Regions from separate parts of the Mus musculus genome. Here region 2 is linked to region 1. Evidence: chromatin loops called from intact Hi-C (ENCODE). Cell type or tissue: gastrocnemius. All regions are shown on one strand. Each heading gives the region's core, and the rest is flanking DNA. Links, peaks and the distances in the headings are about the cores only. Region 1 overlaps Gm34561 (a long non-coding RNA gene). Region 2 has its middle 73 kb from the start of Mir3105.

The links. Hi-C counts contacts between places; a loop is a spot of excess contacts. Peaks named below come from ENCODE experiments on the same cell type or tissue, not always from the same donor. Only the 100,000 strongest peaks of a DNase experiment are listed, where the experiment ranks them.
Region 2: it touches region 1 in a loop (2.3-fold over the local background); 21 of 42 quality-filtered maps call a loop at or near these places.

Annotation. Positions count from the first base shown.
Region 1 is chr7:144,422,685-144,430,884 of GRCm38, forward strand. It overlaps Gm34561 (a long non-coding RNA gene), which reads right to left. Exons shown (of 3, transcript XR_870067.3): 2 at 6,761-6,841; 3 at 3,410-5,514. It overlaps Shank2 (SH3 and multiple ankyrin repeat domains 2), which reads left to right. Exons shown (of 16, transcript NM_001113373.3): 16 at 1-1,810. Among named protein-coding and RNA genes, the nearest start is that of Gm34561, 4.5 kb to the right of the region's middle. In gastrocnemius, for the core only: CTCF peaks have their summits at 3,490 (motif pointing left) and 4,989 (motif pointing left); DNase peaks (open chromatin) are centred at 2,652, 3,476 and 4,260.
Region 2 is chr7:144,077,855-144,086,054 of GRCm38, forward strand. It overlaps a transcript of Shank2 not described here. Among named protein-coding and RNA genes, the nearest start is that of Mir3105, 73 kb to the left of the region's middle. In gastrocnemius, for the core only: no CTCF peak of the experiment used is centred there; DNase peaks (open chromatin) are centred at 3,798 and 4,279.

The DNA.
Region 1 (8,200 bases), core at 2,527-5,026:
CTTTCTTTACTGCAAGTTTAAATATGTGTACAGATAGTTCATAAGCACAATACTTTAAGAAGAAAATGGCTGGTCTACTAGGCAGCCTCTGTGCCACCCAGTGCTGGAAAACTAAAGGGAAAGGGGGTTGTGGTTTAAAAATACCATTTCCTTGGGACAATTATACAAGCGACCTTTAAAAAATTAACCTTCCCTGGTCACATCCGAACCTGTGACATCAAGTTGTTTTTCAGCTTTTGCCACAGTTTCATCATTGAAGGGCAATTATTTCATCAAAAAGATTAGAACCCATGACTCTGCGGTTTCTCCAACAACAATGCACATACATGCATACTACACACACACACACACACACACACACACACACACACACACACACCCTCATGCATCCACCACAACCCTTGTTATGGAGACCAGACCTTTGAATCTTATTCTGTCCCCAAAACCCTTTGCAGGTCAACCCTAACTTCTGAGTCATCCAGTCAGCTGGTACCAGGTGACTGTTGAGCACCACGCTCTGGGTTCCCTCATCCACAGCATGGCGAATGAATGAGTAACACTCCAGAGATGCTGCAAGTCCAGACACTGCGGGTAGCCACTGAAGAATTCAGAGAGTGTGAAAATGTGGCCTCGCCATTAACTTGTCTTCCAATGGGTGGTTCTTCGAAGTCCCCTCAGTGTGCCATAGCACTAGGCTCCTTTCCTTTGCTTCTGGTTGGCATTACCTCTGTGCTCAGTGCCAGGCAGATGCTAGGCAGGAGAGACCTGGTGGCTTGGGGCACGCTGAGCTTAGGCAGCAGGTGACAAGCTGCGACTGCCTTCCTTAGACTTCAAGCCACATGCCTCCAAGCAGAAGCAAGCTGACTGTCAGCCTTGGAAGCTGATAGGCCAGCTTTGCTTTGCAGTGTCTGGTCACAGGAACACAGCTGGACCTATCAGAACTGACCCCCAATCACCCAAACACACATTTGCCTAGATACTGGGTCTCTGTCTCTGACAGTTGATTTTGCGCAGAAAGCAATAGTCCCTCATTGAAATTGCCGCCCATTGTTCCCCCGACACACACTCGGACATGTCAGGACCAGGCCCTACCCCAGGACCCTCTTCAGTGGTGAACCAGATGTTAAACTGCTCATGAGGACCATGTTACCACTATTCCAGGTTTTAAGATCAACTTTTGTTATATACTGTAATTTAAATAACTGCATAAATTTACATGCCTAGTTTCTGTAATATTGTGTATACAAAACCAAAATCTCTCAAGCTGTAAATTGTGTATACCCATCAGGATCCCTACTCTGGGACATCCGTGCGCATTTTAGATTTAATTCATACAATTAAAAACTCAATGTGACTGCTGACGTGCTGAAACTTTACATAAGAATTATTTGTGATACTTTAGTTAATAAAATGGTGAGGTTTTTTTTTTTTTTCCTGAGTTATTGAACAGGCAAACATTACCCAGCTGACCTGGCAATGACCTTTTGTGTGTGTGCGGGTAGGGGGGCCACAAATATTGATTTTTTTTCTCCCATTAGCAATTTTGGGTTTTGAATATGAACATGTTTCACACTATAGTTTGTGTGTAACGACACATGTCACATTACCTTTGTTGCTGTTAATTTTGTGCTCCTTTTCTTTTTAGACTTTATTTATTTAGAAGGAGAGAGAGGAAGAGGGAGAGTGAGGGAGAGTGAGAAAGTGAGAGAGAGAGAGAGTTCCTGTACTTTGCACTTTTCCCCCAAATCCTTCAATCTCTTGTATGGCAACCAAAATTACTGTAAAAAAAATAAATATACTCTTGCAATAAGGTTGTGTTCTGATTACAAAGGAGCTGACTCCCCCTCCCCCGCCCCTCCCCCCCAAGAGCAGGCAAACTTGCCATCAGAAATAGGGTGTTGTTTTGCACACTTCAACCTGCTTTACCTGGGCAAGGTAACAGGATGGCATCTTCCCTTCAGCCACTTCACCTCAGGCCCGTTTTCTCAAGTGCCCTCGTTGTCTAAATGAAAACCTTGTATAGTATTTCAAAATTGTGCAAAATGTCAAAAATGTGACCACTCCTGTGAGCACGGGTCCCAGGCCTGGCTGTCCCTTCTGTCTCAGGGGTGGGTGCAGGGCCACCAGAGACTGACCTCCGCTTGCCTCCTTCTTTCCCAGAAGGAGAGGTGTCCTCACAGCAATGAGGGCTGTCGGCCGGCCAGGGACCACGGGAGCAGAAGACTGAGTGGCTTCTCTGGCTGACCTAAGCAGGTGCTGCTTCTACAAGCAGCAGTGGACTAAGGCCAGGGCAGAAGGAGAAAATCTGGGTCTTTGGCAAACATCTGGACCAGGAGCTTAGGGCCATCTGTGTGCTCCTGGAAGTATATCTGAAAAGCACTGAGCCTCTCTGGCCTCCTGAGTTCTTCCCCAACAGGGTCTCTCCTTGAGCACACCCTTCATCCAAGCAGCAGCCACTGTGTCCCCATCTTTGTCCTTTGTTCCCTGTGCTCCTCCTGTAGAGTCTCCTCGACCATCAGCTCCCCTTGCTTCACTGTCTGACAGCTTTTTCCAGACCTCTCGGTAAACTGGGCATCCATCAGGGGACATCTACCGGCCGACCTTCTCTGTACTTGAACTGTGTTTAAGGCATTTGCTCCCCAGGGGTCTGGACCATGCTGCACCTGCAGAGGCCCTGGGTGGGAACATCCTGTGTGTGGGAGGGAGGGGGGTCACACAGACACTGGCATTCAGACTGCCTGCTTTAGGTAGTATCTGGCAGTGTCCTGTGCCCTGCCCCAGATTCTAGCAGCCCTCTGGCTCCACCCCTGCAAGTCCCCACTGTCCTGATGATGCTGTTTCTTCCTGCACTCTGGGACGTGGGTCTGCAGCTCACAGTCTTTGCTGGTTTGTATTTAAAAGTCACAGCAGCCACTGTTGGCGACTTCTACTAGAACTCTGTTCACAGCCAATCTGAAACTTTAATATTGAGCCTTCAATAAATTCTGGATAGAGAAATTGATTTAAAAAACAAACAAAGTGTGTGCCTTGGGTGTTCTGAACTAATCTGCATAAATACCATACTGTAACTGTACATTTGATAAGAAGATCGATGTATAATGTAGCTGATTTAAACAAAATAGTTCTAGTGCCTTGTCTTCTGAACTGGAAGCCCATAGCAATGCACAACCTAAAGAAACAAAGCCCGACTGGAGAACTGAGTGCTGAGAGGAGCTAGGCCCTGTGCAGGGCCCTTCTCATCAGAAGACTGTGGAATACACAGTCTGTTATGCTTAAAAAGAGAGAGAGAAAGAGAGAGAGAGAACGTTGAAACAGAATTGTGTTATCAACTAATTTTCCATTAAAAATGCTCTCTGCTATATCACGTCCAGTATTTTCATTTAAATGCAAACATGTTTTAGAGAATTATCATGGGGGAGGCGGTGTCATTTCTGATGGCATCCTGGGTGGGCAGCGCTTGTATTATAGCGCCCCCTGGTGGCACTGGCCAGTGCTGCTTACCGAGGGCAGCGGTGGTCTTGGTTTTATGTTTTGCTAAAAATGACAAAATATGTGCATTCTCATGACTGAGACTAGACATTAGAAGCATGTCGGTGTGACTCTAGTCTCACAACTGTCAGCTGTTTCCAGAAATTCAAGATGTCAGATTTCCCTGAGTGGCCTCCATCCTTCGTGTGGTGGACACACTCTGGGAGCAAGCATTTTGTCCCTGGATCTAGACTAATCACAATTATAGTGATCCTCAAGGGACTCAGCCAGAGAGGGGAGTGATGCCACCACACACCATGTCTCCTTAGCCTACTGATGGCAGAGGTAGGGTGGACTGACATGCCATAGAGTGGTACTGTCACACACACACACATACATACACTCACACAAACCTTAAAGATACAAAGAGTGCCTCAGACCCAGAATCCTCCCACCAAAGCTCCAAGACTGTCATGAGGCTGTGCTACAACCAGCAGGCTGTGAACTCACCGGTCACAGGATTTAGGCAGGGTAGGTCCCCATAATCCCAGAAGCTGAATCACGGAATACAGAGGGGCACCTTCTTCCTAGTGTTAGCACTGCACCCACACAAGGCATGTGCCTGAGGGTCAAGAGTCCAAAGGTGAGACTGGACACTGCCCACAGGCACTGGGTGAGATGCCCAGGTATCCTAGAGACACAACCTAGAGTCAACTCAGCAACTCTCTTGGCTGTTCATGGAAATCAAGCCACCCTGATGTTGCCCAGAACTGAGGGAGTGTGGAGAACGCACTGTATAAAGGCAGTGGCATAAGCAGAGTGCAGCCTGGGCACAGCAGGGTTCCCTCCAGGAGTGTGTACCAGCTACAGGGCAGAGCCTTACTCCAGGGCACTTCAGTCTCAGTTTTGGAACTAAGTCCTGCTTGAGTCATGGAAAGGAGAGTCCCAGTTTACTACTGTGCAACCTCCCTGGCCAGGTTCACCTGGAAGGGAGAAGCCACAGATGCCCTAGGAATAGGCCACTTGGTCAGAGTCCACACCTGATGACAGGGTCATGACCTCTCCCTTTCTCCTTCCTGAGTCATTAATGCAATTCAGGGATTCTGGAAGCTCAGTACTGCCCAGGATCACACCCCACACAAAGTTTATAGAGAAGAGAAGAAGGCTGGAATCAGAAACAGACCACCCTAACTTCCTTACCTGTCTGTGGTCAAGATTGCCATACACAGGGACCCTGACCTTCAAATAGAGGACCTAAAAGAAAAGAGCACCTGTAGCATTGACTGTTCCCTGAGAACCGTCGCAAGCTGACGTCCCTTTTATAGATGTAGGAACTGAGGCTCAGACATGTAGATGCCATGTGGACAGGAACTCCAAAGGCCCAGTTCCCAACATGGGCGCACACAACTGCCACTCACAGCTAGGAACTACCTGCAGTCTCTGGTGTTTTTCTCTGATGCCCATGGTGGTGACCTGGGTGCTAGTCCACCACAGTGGCTTTTCTTCCACAGCTCCCTCTACTGGTGAGAAGAGGGCTTTTGCCTTTCTGCCCCTTCCAGATCACAGGTGTGACAGAGGAGGTCAGAGCTGAGGAGGACAGGGGCAGCCATAAGCATAGACCCACTGCCCTGAAGCCAGGAAGGAAGCCAGAACAGGACAGCCGCAGACCTCCCTGGCTGTGGAGCACACCCTCTGATCCAGCTCAAAGCAAACCCTCCACTTTCAAGCAAGAATCTGTGAACTGTGACTGCAAAGACCCCATCAGAGACAATGAGCATGCAACAGCTCTAAGGAAACCCTACGACCTGAATCTTTCCGTCTCCACAGCAGTCTCCTCCCTCCCCTTGAACCAGCTTTTTGGGAGAGAGGGACACTCACTGGACCGTGTAGCTGCTCCTCTTCATTAAGGGGAAGGAGACAACAGAAGCTGAGAGCGTGAGAGACAAGCCTGGTTTGTTTACAGCAGGCACATGGAGACTGTTGCCCTGCCAGTCTTCAGCCATGGGCAGGAAGGCAGGCTCGAGAACATCTGACAGGAGGTGCATTCTGGGAACCAGGAAACCAGAACAGTTAGTGATGCTGGGCTCGTCGCACTGGGTTTGAGGGTCATCCCCTCACTAGGTGCACACTGGAACATAGAAGAGGGACCCACAGCCTGCCCTTCTTCCCACCCCGACAACATCTCTTCCTACAGCCCTTGGTCCTGGACATTTTCTTCACTTTCCACTCTGAGACTGTTCTCATAGCTACAGTATCCCTGACTCCTCATGGAGATGTCTTGTCTTGAACAATACTTTCTGGGATGGCATGGCTATTTCTGTCATGAGTGAATGTGGTCACCTACAGGGGACTTCCATGAGATTGTGTCCCCAATGGTCACTATCTGGAGAGGGTGTTTCCTCGTTCTTGGCATCTTGTTCAAAGAACTGAAGAAGCACAAACAAATGGAAAGAGAGCAGGGGCTTTATTCAGAAGCAAAGCTCTATTCAGCAAAGAAGCAGTGGGCAAGAGGGTGTGAGGCCCCTCCCTGGTCATAGCTGGGCTTTCTTCTGTGGATCCAAGGGGAGGAAGTGGCTGCCAGGTGTGGGGTATGGGTAGTTTTCCATTTGTTTTTATTTTGGGGGTGGGGTATTCAAGACAGGGTTTCTCTGTGTAGCCCTGGCTATCCTGGAACTCGCCATGTAGACTAGGCTGGCCTTGAATTTATAGAGATCCACTGGCCTCTGCCGAGTGCAAGGACCAAAGGCTTGCATCACTCATCGTACCTGGATGGTTTTCCATTTTGATTGACAAGTTTGGGTTACGTAAGTCTTATTCTCTGTTCATTTTCCCTCCCATGATGCATCTGGATTTAACATGTGCTCATCGATACACATAGGCATAAGATGGGAACTAGGGGGTTTTCCCTGAAAGTTCACTCTGAGGACACATTTGGCCATTCATTCATCCAAAACCAGTCCAGGATGGATCTGCACACTGCCTCTAGGTCCCAGATGTATTCCATGATATTTGACCCCAAAAGAGATGTGTGGCTCATGCCTCATGGGTACCCCAGGAGGTTTCAAGGGAGTGCACCACACCTTGCCCTACATATTAGCAGTTAAAGGATCCTGAAGGGAGATGCTACTCCAGCAACATAACCAACTGGAAGCCACTGTTCCCTGGGAGAGACCCCTCACCCTCGATTCCTCAAGTGATCCCCTAGCCCATGCTCCTGCAATGGCTCCTCCCCCACACTCTGCTAGTGACTCCTTGTCCAGGTCAGGAACCCCAGTTAAAACCACTGGCTTACCAAGCTGAGCTTGGGTGGACTGTTTCTTTGATCTGTGGTTGGCCTCCCATCTTGCTATGGCCTTCATGGCTTGGGATTGACCTTCACACAACAACAAAGAGAGACAGATAGACAGAGAGAGGGGAGTGAAGGAGGGAGAGAGGGAGAAAGGGAAGAAGGTAGGGAGGGAGAGAGAGAGGGAGAGAGAGAGATTGGGTGGGTCATATGAGCTGAAGGAGATGATCCAGCAATAGCTGGGAAACGGCATGTTTTCTGTATATGGCCTGAATGAGGAGGAGGGCTAGCTAACCTCAGTCCTGGGTCTCTGTAGCAGACACTGTCGGGTGTCTATCATCCAGGAGGAGGACGCTATGGTTGATGTATGGTTTCCACACACATTGTCAACACCCACACACAGGACGTTGCTTTGCTAATCCTAAGCCTGGCCCAGGAAAGGTCTTACCCTTCCAATGGGTCTGAGGCACTGAGGTCCTTGACGTGGCTGTGCTCATGATAATAATACACATTCACTCAGGACTTCATCCATTATCCACACTGTCTAGGGTGAACAGACATTCGTTCACATCTCTCAGGAAAGTTACTGCAACAGTTGGTGCTTACACAGGGACCAAACAATAAAACAGAGATGCTCTCTGAAGGCACATGGGCATTGTGCGTGCCCTGGGTGACGAGATACAACTGAAGTTAAGCTAAGGATGGAGTGTCCACAGGCCAATCATGACACGGCCGTCTTTGTTCATGTTCCATTCAATGCCTTCTTCCTGTGGATGTGGCTACACATCCCTAGCTGTCATCACAAGGTGAAGTGTTGAAGTGTCCGGGGGTGAGGAGCAGGGTAGCTGTCTTCCTCTGTGTCACCACACAGAATGGCACACCTCCTTCATGAATGGAGTCTGCCACATGAGTACAGAGAAGCCCCTGAGCAGCTGGCAGACTGGAGAATAAATTGTGACCTGTGAAGTGACTCAGACAGGACAGGACTGTGAGTTTAGATGATGGGACATGCAACTAAGGCTGAGTCGTCAGCCAAAGGCATTGCCTCTTGTGTCAGGAGGGATCATGAAGAGGAGAGGTGTGTGAACACTGTCCTCCACACTAGATTCTGACCCAGCAGGAAAGGGGTCGGGGTGGGGCGGGGGTGTGGAGATGTTGACTACTGTGTCTTAAGGCTAGAGGATCAGAAAAGACACGTAACAAATTATATCTTTGCAAAGTAGCTTGTGGGGTACCACAAGCTGGAGTTATGAATCAATTGGTATAGTCCCAGCATTCAGGACCACCAGAATGTTCCAGAGTCATCTGACGAGGACACGACCCTTCCCTATGCTGCATTGCCTTCCTAGGGAGAAACAAAAGAGCACACTCATCCCCAGTATGGAAAGCACAGACAGGACAAAGAATCCAAGGCCAGCTTAGTGAAATGAATGGGTTTTGTCTGAG
Region 2 (8,200 bases), core at 2,545-5,044, 340 kb before region 1:
TGTTTGGGAAACAATGACAAGAAAAAGATGTCTGTGTACCATCACTACAAATATGGTGTTTATCCTGAATATTTCTGATTGATCACTGATGGTCTCATAGCTCAGAGGGACAGCTGTCTCTGCTTCCATCTTTGTTTCTCTGTATATATGTCAAAACTGTACATTCATCCATCCAGGCATGACAGTTCACTCTCTAGCACTTGGAAACCAGAGGCAAGACAGTCACCCCAGGTTGACACCAGCCTAGTCTACATAATGAGTTCCAGGTCATCGGGTGTTACATAGTGAGAATCTAGCTCCAGTTGTCAATCAAAAGAGAATTGTGTTCATGGTAAGACTCCATACCAGGGGTTGGAGAGATGGTTCAGTAGCTAAGAGCCCTGGCTGCTCTTCCAGAGGATCTGGGTTCAATTGCCAGCAACCACATGGTGGCTCACAAATGTCTATAACGCCAGTTATTAATCTCAAAGACAGAAGGAAAGCACTGGCCCAAATTATTGTGGCCAAATTAATTAAAGCAAGTTTTTTTTTTCATTTGTGTACATGGGCTGCCTCCTCCTAAGGCGGGGGTGTAAGCATTGGATGTGAGGAAGCCAAGGCTTTTATAGCTCAGGACTAGAGGGTTTCCAAATGGGGGATTTAGTGGGAAAAATTGGAAGGGTTATAGGAGCAGAACATAAGCATGACACCTAACACCTCCTGACAGGAAGACATAATTGCAATGTGGTCTCAACAACAGGTAATCATAGCAACCATTTGAAAACAAAGATAATGTTGCAAGATGGTTATTGGCTTTTTGAAACAAAGACACCCTAGCTGTTTCTTGGAACAGGCAGTAGAGAACCATTTGTAGTTAAAGTTATAGGCACTGCATAGCCTAATCCTTGAGAAGCAGAGCTTTAATCATAAACAGGAACAAACCTAATTTGTCTTTACTGTAAGATGGCTTTTAAATTTAAAATGGCATCCGGCTGGTTCTTCATTGTCCCAGGAGTTCAAATGCCCTCTGCTGGCCTCATCAGGTATTGCATGCATGTAGTGCATAGACCTACATAAAAACACTCATGCACATAAAATTAATTAATTAATCCCCATACCAAGCCAGCATCACAAGGCCTTGGCTTTTCTTTAAATTGAATCTTAGCTAATTTTTCTTTAAATTGAATTTAGTCTCTTCAGCTTAGAGAAACCACCCTGAGTTCTTCACCTGAGCACCTGTTTGTTAAGCTCTGGCTGCAGATGGTCTGCTCAGCCATCCAGTGTCTGATCCCTGGGCTCTCCCTACCCACACTCCTGCATCTCCACCAGCAGGGATTAAGAAGGGAAGAGGCTAAAGGCCTAATCTATGTGCCTGGCAGATTCTGAGGCTATAGCTATCAATTTTTGTTTCTTCCTCTTCCTCCTCCTCCTCCTCCACCTCCTCTTCTTCTCCTCCTCCTCCTCCTACTTCCTTCTTCCTTCTCCTCCTCCTTCTGCTCTTCTCCTCTTCTCCTTCTCCTCCTTCTTCCTCTTCCTCCTCCCCCATCCCCATCCTCCTCCCCCTCCCTCTTCACCCTTGCCCCTAACTTCCTACAGTCAATGCCCCTGTTTCCTCTCTCAGTGTCCATCACATTTTGACCCTCTCTGAGAAAGTGGTGGCAGACTCCTGGGAATGCAACTTCAACCTTCATGAATTCAAATTATGTGGGGGAGGGGGTAATGAGTCTGGATTAATTGCTCAGTGAGCCTGTAGTAACCAGTCCTCTTAACTGACTAGAGAGCAATTAAATTAAGCTGCTACAAAATGCTGTCTCCACAAAGCCTTCAAGAAGAGCCGATTAGCCAAATTGTATCTTCAGTTTAAGGAGCAGAATTCCCATCTCAAACTGGTTGAAGCAAGCGGAGGGATTAGGCCTTATTTTAATGTCTCTGAAAAGCCCCAGGGGTAGAGTAGCTCAGAGGAGTCCCAGCAGGGTCCTCCATGGGCTTCCCTGGTTCCTTGCTTCTCCCTGTGGTTCTTGTGGCCCTCCCCTCCCCTCCCCTCCTCTCCCCTCCCCTCCCCTCCCCTCCCCTCCCCTCCCCTCCCCTCCCCTCCCCTCCTCTCCCCTCCCCTCCCCTTTCTGTGGTGTGCTAGCCCCAGCAGCTGTAAAGAATGTTACTTTTCCAGAAGTCCTGAGCCATGCTGGCCTTTGCTCCCTGAGTCTGCTGGGCTCCAAGGTCCCTCCCTGAGCCTTGCCTGCAATGATGGAGCTGCCAGCTGCATAGCTGTGACCTGTCCTTCTGCAGGATCAGGTGTACCTGGGCCATCTGAACCAACAGGAACTGGGCAGGCAATCTCAGGAATGAAGCAGGTGCTTAAGTGAAGTGGGGCCAGCAGGCAGGCAGGTAGGAGAGCGGGATCTCCTGGCAGAGCCATCTAGTCAACAATGAGAGAGCATCACCGGGGGCATGGCACGATAAATGGATGTTTCTTGGATGCTTTTAACAGCGATAGTCTACTTCTCCCTCTTTGCAAAGTGACTCTTACTCTCACTGACCCTGCTGAGGTAAAGTGTCCTCTGCACACTGATCAGAGGCATAGTCGTTGACCCAGGACCAATGTCATCATCTAGGAGAGTTTTCTTTCTTTGTCCTTGGTGTGGCAGACCTGCCTCCTCCTGTGAGGTCACTGCCTGGCGGAGGTGCCCAGTCACCTGTGCATGGACCTTCCTGCCCCCTTTGAACTGGGATGGGGTGCTGTGCCTATTTTTAGGGCCCAGTGTCATGTCATCTTTGATGTACTTGTCCTCTTAACTCAAGAGAGGAACACTGCTTCCACTTAATGACAAGGACATCCATAAGCTTGAAAGTGAAGGCCAAGCTAATGGATGGTCTGGGACCCAGTCCAAGTGTGTTGGCTTTCAAACTACCTGGGACATAGGCACTGTGTCAACCCCTAGAAGGACCTGAAAGGAGCAGATCACATAGTGGGGCTGTCCTACCCTGGGTCCCACCTCCTGTGGAAGGTTGGATTTCATTTAATGCAGTGGGAAGCTGGGTTTGCATGTGGAAGGACAAGTGTAGGCCTCTTTGTACACACAGGTATAGGGCTCAGAGCATCTCCATGCCCATACATAACAGCATCCCACCTGGGAGCATGGACCAGTAATACAGAGCTGAGTATCCTGATTGGTATGTCACAGAGTTCAGCACCCATATCAGGGAAAGATCTATTTGTCTTTTGAACAATGTGTCTTTTTGGTTCTGTGTGGAAAGAACCCTGGGGCCCCTTCCAGACCCCTCGTCCAAGATCAGAGTACAGGTTTCCAACTAGTCAGGGGTTCCCTGTTTCCACTCTTAGCCAGTCCTTGGTGTGTGATGTCTGTGGGCCTAAGTCTACAAAGCTAGGTGGGGTGAAGTCTTCTAAGAGCTCTGTCATGCTTTTAAATGAGTGGTAGGATGCTGGGCATAGGCCTGTTGCCTGGGCAACCTTAGGTACCAAGTCTCACTCAACATCTGTGTCTTAGGCCCAGCCAGTAGAGGGTGCTGGGGTTTTATTCAGTCTCTGTGTCTTAGGGCCAGGCAACAGGGGGTGCTGGTGTCTCATGCAGGCTCTGTGTCTCAGATCTAGCCAGCAGGGGGTGCTGGGGTCTCATGAAGTCTCTGTGTCTTAGACCTAGTCAGCAGGGGGTGCTGGAGTCTCTGTCTCAGACCTAGCCAGCAGAGGGTGCTGGAGTCTCTGTCTCAGACCTAGCCAGCAGAGGGTGCTGGAGTCTCTGTCTCAGACCTAGTCAGCAGGGGGTGCTGGAGTCTGTCTCAGACCTAGCCAGCAGGGGGTGCTGAGGTCTCATACATCCTCTGTGTCTAGAATCTAGCCAGCAGAGAGCACTGGGGTCTCAGTCTCAGAACTGGCCAGCAGGGGGCATTGGGGTCTCTGTCTCAGGACTGACCAGCAGGAGCACCAAGGTCTCACTCAGTCTCTTATCTCAGGCCTGCAGGTACGGCCATGTCCAGCATCTGGAACATCTGCTTTTCTATGGCGCAGACATGAGCGCACAGAACGCCTCAGGGAACACAGCCCTGCATATCTGCGCCCTCTACAATCAGGTCAGTGGCATGCACATCCCTCACCCTAACCCTGGGGCGCATTGGACACTGGGTGGAGAGACTGGCCAGGGTATCTCTGTGACCCTCACCTGCTGCCTTACTGAGAACCAGAGGCTGGTGAAGCTGTGAGCAGCCCCAGGTCACATTCCAGATCTACAGTCAGCCCTGCACAGTGCCAGTGACCCAGGCTGCTCATTGTCTAAAAGACACAGGAGAAGCTGGAACCTCCTGTTCCCCTGGCTGAGTGCCAATTTTGCTTGGTCCCAGAGCCTGGCACTTGGGTAACCCTTCCGCTCTCCTTTTCACTTGTGGTTAAATGTGAATAACAAACATGACTCTCATAAACACGTGGGCACACAGTGCTTTGACAGTCAGCACATTCACAACACTGTATGGACATCCCCACTCCCCACCTCCAGAATTTTTCATCTTCCCAGACTGACTCTCTGTCTCCCCAGGAAACACTGGCTCCCGACCCCCCACCCCCACAACCCCTAGTTCCCCATCCTGCTCTTTGCTCTAAGGACCTCTGAAGACTAGGATTTTGCAGGAGATAGCCACCTATGCTAAGCTTCTTCCACTCAGCATCATGTTCTCATGGTCTAACCTGTACTAACGAGTGCCAGACACTCTGCCTTCTGAAGTTTGTTTCCACACCACTGAGGGACGGGCACCTTTGCTTACCTGCTTTCCCCTGGGTGGACATGTGGCTTGTTCTGCCTTTGGCTGTTGTGGTTTCATGTTGCCATGAGGCCTGGGTGTGCAGATGCAGGGTCTAGCCTCAGCTATCTTTTGACCTCCATGGGGACAAACTCCTAAGCAGATTTCAAGGTACATGACACACTGGTGCCCACACCCCTCCCCCAAGCTTCCCTGGCAGACCCTGGTGGGCAGTGTTGTTCCAGAATCCCTATGAGGAACATGGTCCCTGCTCTCTGGAAGGGAGGCACCTTAGTAGCTGGGACTTGGATCCTGGACCATGAGTAGGTTGAGCTGGATGTGGAGGGGAAGTAAAGATGGATGTCCCGGGGTGGGGGTGGGGTGGGGTAGAGCATAGTGCTGCTCAAAGGATGTGGGTGGACTTCAGGGCCAGCTTCAGCAAGCAGGAAAGTCACCAATGTCCTTGGTGCTCAAGGTCAGGTTGACAGGGCAACCCCACTGAAGACGCTGCTTTCTTGTTTCTCTTCTCACTTGGTGAAACCTCAAGTCTGGGGCTAATGACCCACGGACTTGACCCCAGGCAGCCCAGCAGAGGGACTGGGGAAAGACTCTCCCTCTTGAAGGGCAGAGGGATCTCAGTGGTGAGGCTCTGCTGAGCCTGGGATGTGGTCTCAGTGAACACTGAGTTCTCTTCCAGTTTCAGAGCAATAATCTCATCACACCACTGACAGTGACCCTAGATGACAATTCAAGCCTTAGCTTACATCCAAGTTTGTTACCAGGCCCTAATGGCTGGCCCCAAGTCCACTCTACTTCTAGCCAGTAACTTTCCTGGATCATTCACTCTTGAGAACTCCTACAAACCCTTTAAGGCCCCACTCACATGGTCCACACCCAGTCAAGCCTTCTGACCATAGAATCTGTGAGTGTCGTTGCTCATGGTTAGGCTGATGGAATCGGTGTTTCAGCTGGAGTGTCTTGCAGGGCTCCTGGCTTGCACGCAGAGTATATTCACAGTGCAGATGCCCCTGGGGTCCACCGTGGAGCTGGAATGGGGGAACCCTTGTTAAGTGTGGGAATATTCAGCTGCCTTAGAAAACACATCATGAGGCTTGGCTGGGGCTAGGAAAACATCTGCACCAACATCTGCTTTGTAATGATTGCCTGCTATGGGAAAACAAGGCTTAATTTCACTCAGTATATTTCAAGCATATTTTAATCATCAAAAAATATAGGAAATCACAGTTTCTGTCACTTAAAATAATTGTGGGCATGATGATGGTCTTTGAAAAGGAGGCTGCAGAGTTTTATTAGGCAGCCTCTGTTCTTGACTATATAGGAGACTGAACGTGCCGGGGTTTACTCCACATACCCCAGAGCTGTCTTCATCCCTAGGAGGATCCCTAGATGGCCAGAGCTCCCAGGAAAACCTTCTCCCCATATAATGTCAGTTAGAATAGAGATAGCTGACATTACAGGGCCCATTGGTAAACATTTGATGCTTTGGTCACTGCCTGGACCCTCTGGTCACATGTCAGCTGAGCAGCCATGGTATAGCGGTCAGAAGTGACAGGTCATGGAAAGTGGCCATGCTGCAAGAAAGTTATTTGTTCAGTAAACAGGGAGGAGGGGTGGGGTTGGAGGAAGGGGGTGATCTGGCCCGCAGGCTATTAGCCATCTTTGGAGTAGAAGGCTACACTATCTTTTCCTCGCACCTCATTTATAAATTTGTGCCTCCCCAGGACTGGGTGACTTCCATCCAACAGGCCAGTGAGTCTGAGCAAGGGTGGGGAGAGCTGTCCACTCCACAAAGCTGCCCTCTCATGAGGGCAACCTGCTGCCACCCAGCTTCAGACAGTATGCCTGTTCTCTGAAGCCTGGGACAAATTGAGCCAAGGTGACTAATCTTGTGGCACCTCCACCGGATACTGTGTTGGTTTATAGGCTCTGGAGTTACTGACCACACAGCCCCTTGACACCATGACAAGTTGGGATATCAGTGAGTGTACCTGAATCTGTCCTCCCCTGGATGGTAGGGGGTCTTCAGTCTGTCTCAGTCCATAGCTGTGTCTGAATTGTGTGAGTGAAGTTGCCTTAGCACTGCTCTGAGGGTCACAGTCTTGCATAGCTTCCTCATGGGAGCTGTCTCAAGAGTGAAGGATAAGTCAGCCTTTGGCACTGCACATAGAGAGTCCTCAGTCTTTTCTCCCCTTATCACCGCCTTGCTGGCATCTGTGCCCATGGCACTTTGTCTTCAGATATGTGTGGCTTCACAGGCTCGGTTGTTGATAACAGAGACCATTGCATAGGAAGTGGTGTCATACTGGGTATGCAGAGGATGTACCCCAGGGAGGGAGAGAATTCAGAAGGGCAAGATTCAGGGCAAGGAGAGACATGGCCTCAGGGACATGGGATAGTGATGAGGAGGCCTGGCCCACTGGGCTCTGATGGGCATAAACTGGGGGATGTGCAATTAGGTGACCTGAATGCACTTTGGATCTAGGGTTGCTAAGAGGCTGAAGTAGAAATCAAACATCTGTGATACCTGGCATGGGGTGAGGACTCAGCAACTCGAAGCTGTAATGGTGGTGTTGAAGATAGTTGAAGATGATGATGTTCATGGAGATTATGGTGGTGATGCTGGTGATGCTGTAGCTGTTGATGAGGTGATGGTAGTGATGGTGATTATAGTGATGAAGAAGCTATTATGGTGAAGTTAATGGGAATGATGTTGATAATGGTGATAGTAAAGTTAATGATGATGGTAATGCTGATGGTGGTGCTGATGGTAAAGTTAGTGATTCTGATGGTGATGATGGTGGTAATGATGATTAAAGAGAAAATGGTGGTAGTAATGATGGTGATGATGGTGATATTAAACTTGGTGATGATGATGGTGATGGTGTGGTGATACAACTGATAATGATCATCCTTAATGAGCTACTCCTCAGATCTGGAAGCCCCAGGTGTGTAGAATGCTATTCATGCTTTATCAATTTCATCAGGGCACTTTTAATAAAACACACTGTGATCAGAAGATTCTCTTTCCTCTCATGCAATCAACTAATTAGGACTCTGATTGTAAGCAGCAAATTGATTCTAATCTTTGGGCTCTCTCGCCTCATGCTGGCTTCCCAAGAGCTCCAGAGGGAGAAAGCACCACCCTGGGTAATGAGAGATCAGAGGAAGCTTAAATATCAAAGGTTACTAGAGCAGCCTGGTTTGTCTAGAAGATAAACACACATGTACACACACACACATACACACACACACATACACATGAAAACACACATATATACATATACACATGCACATACAGACACATGCATATGCATGCATGTAAAAATATACATATGCATGTACACATGTGCACACACAGACACATGCAGGCACTCACACATGCATGCACATGCGTGTGCACACACACACATAAGCACACATTACCTTTTGGTAATATGCCTCTTGTGTGTTGTGA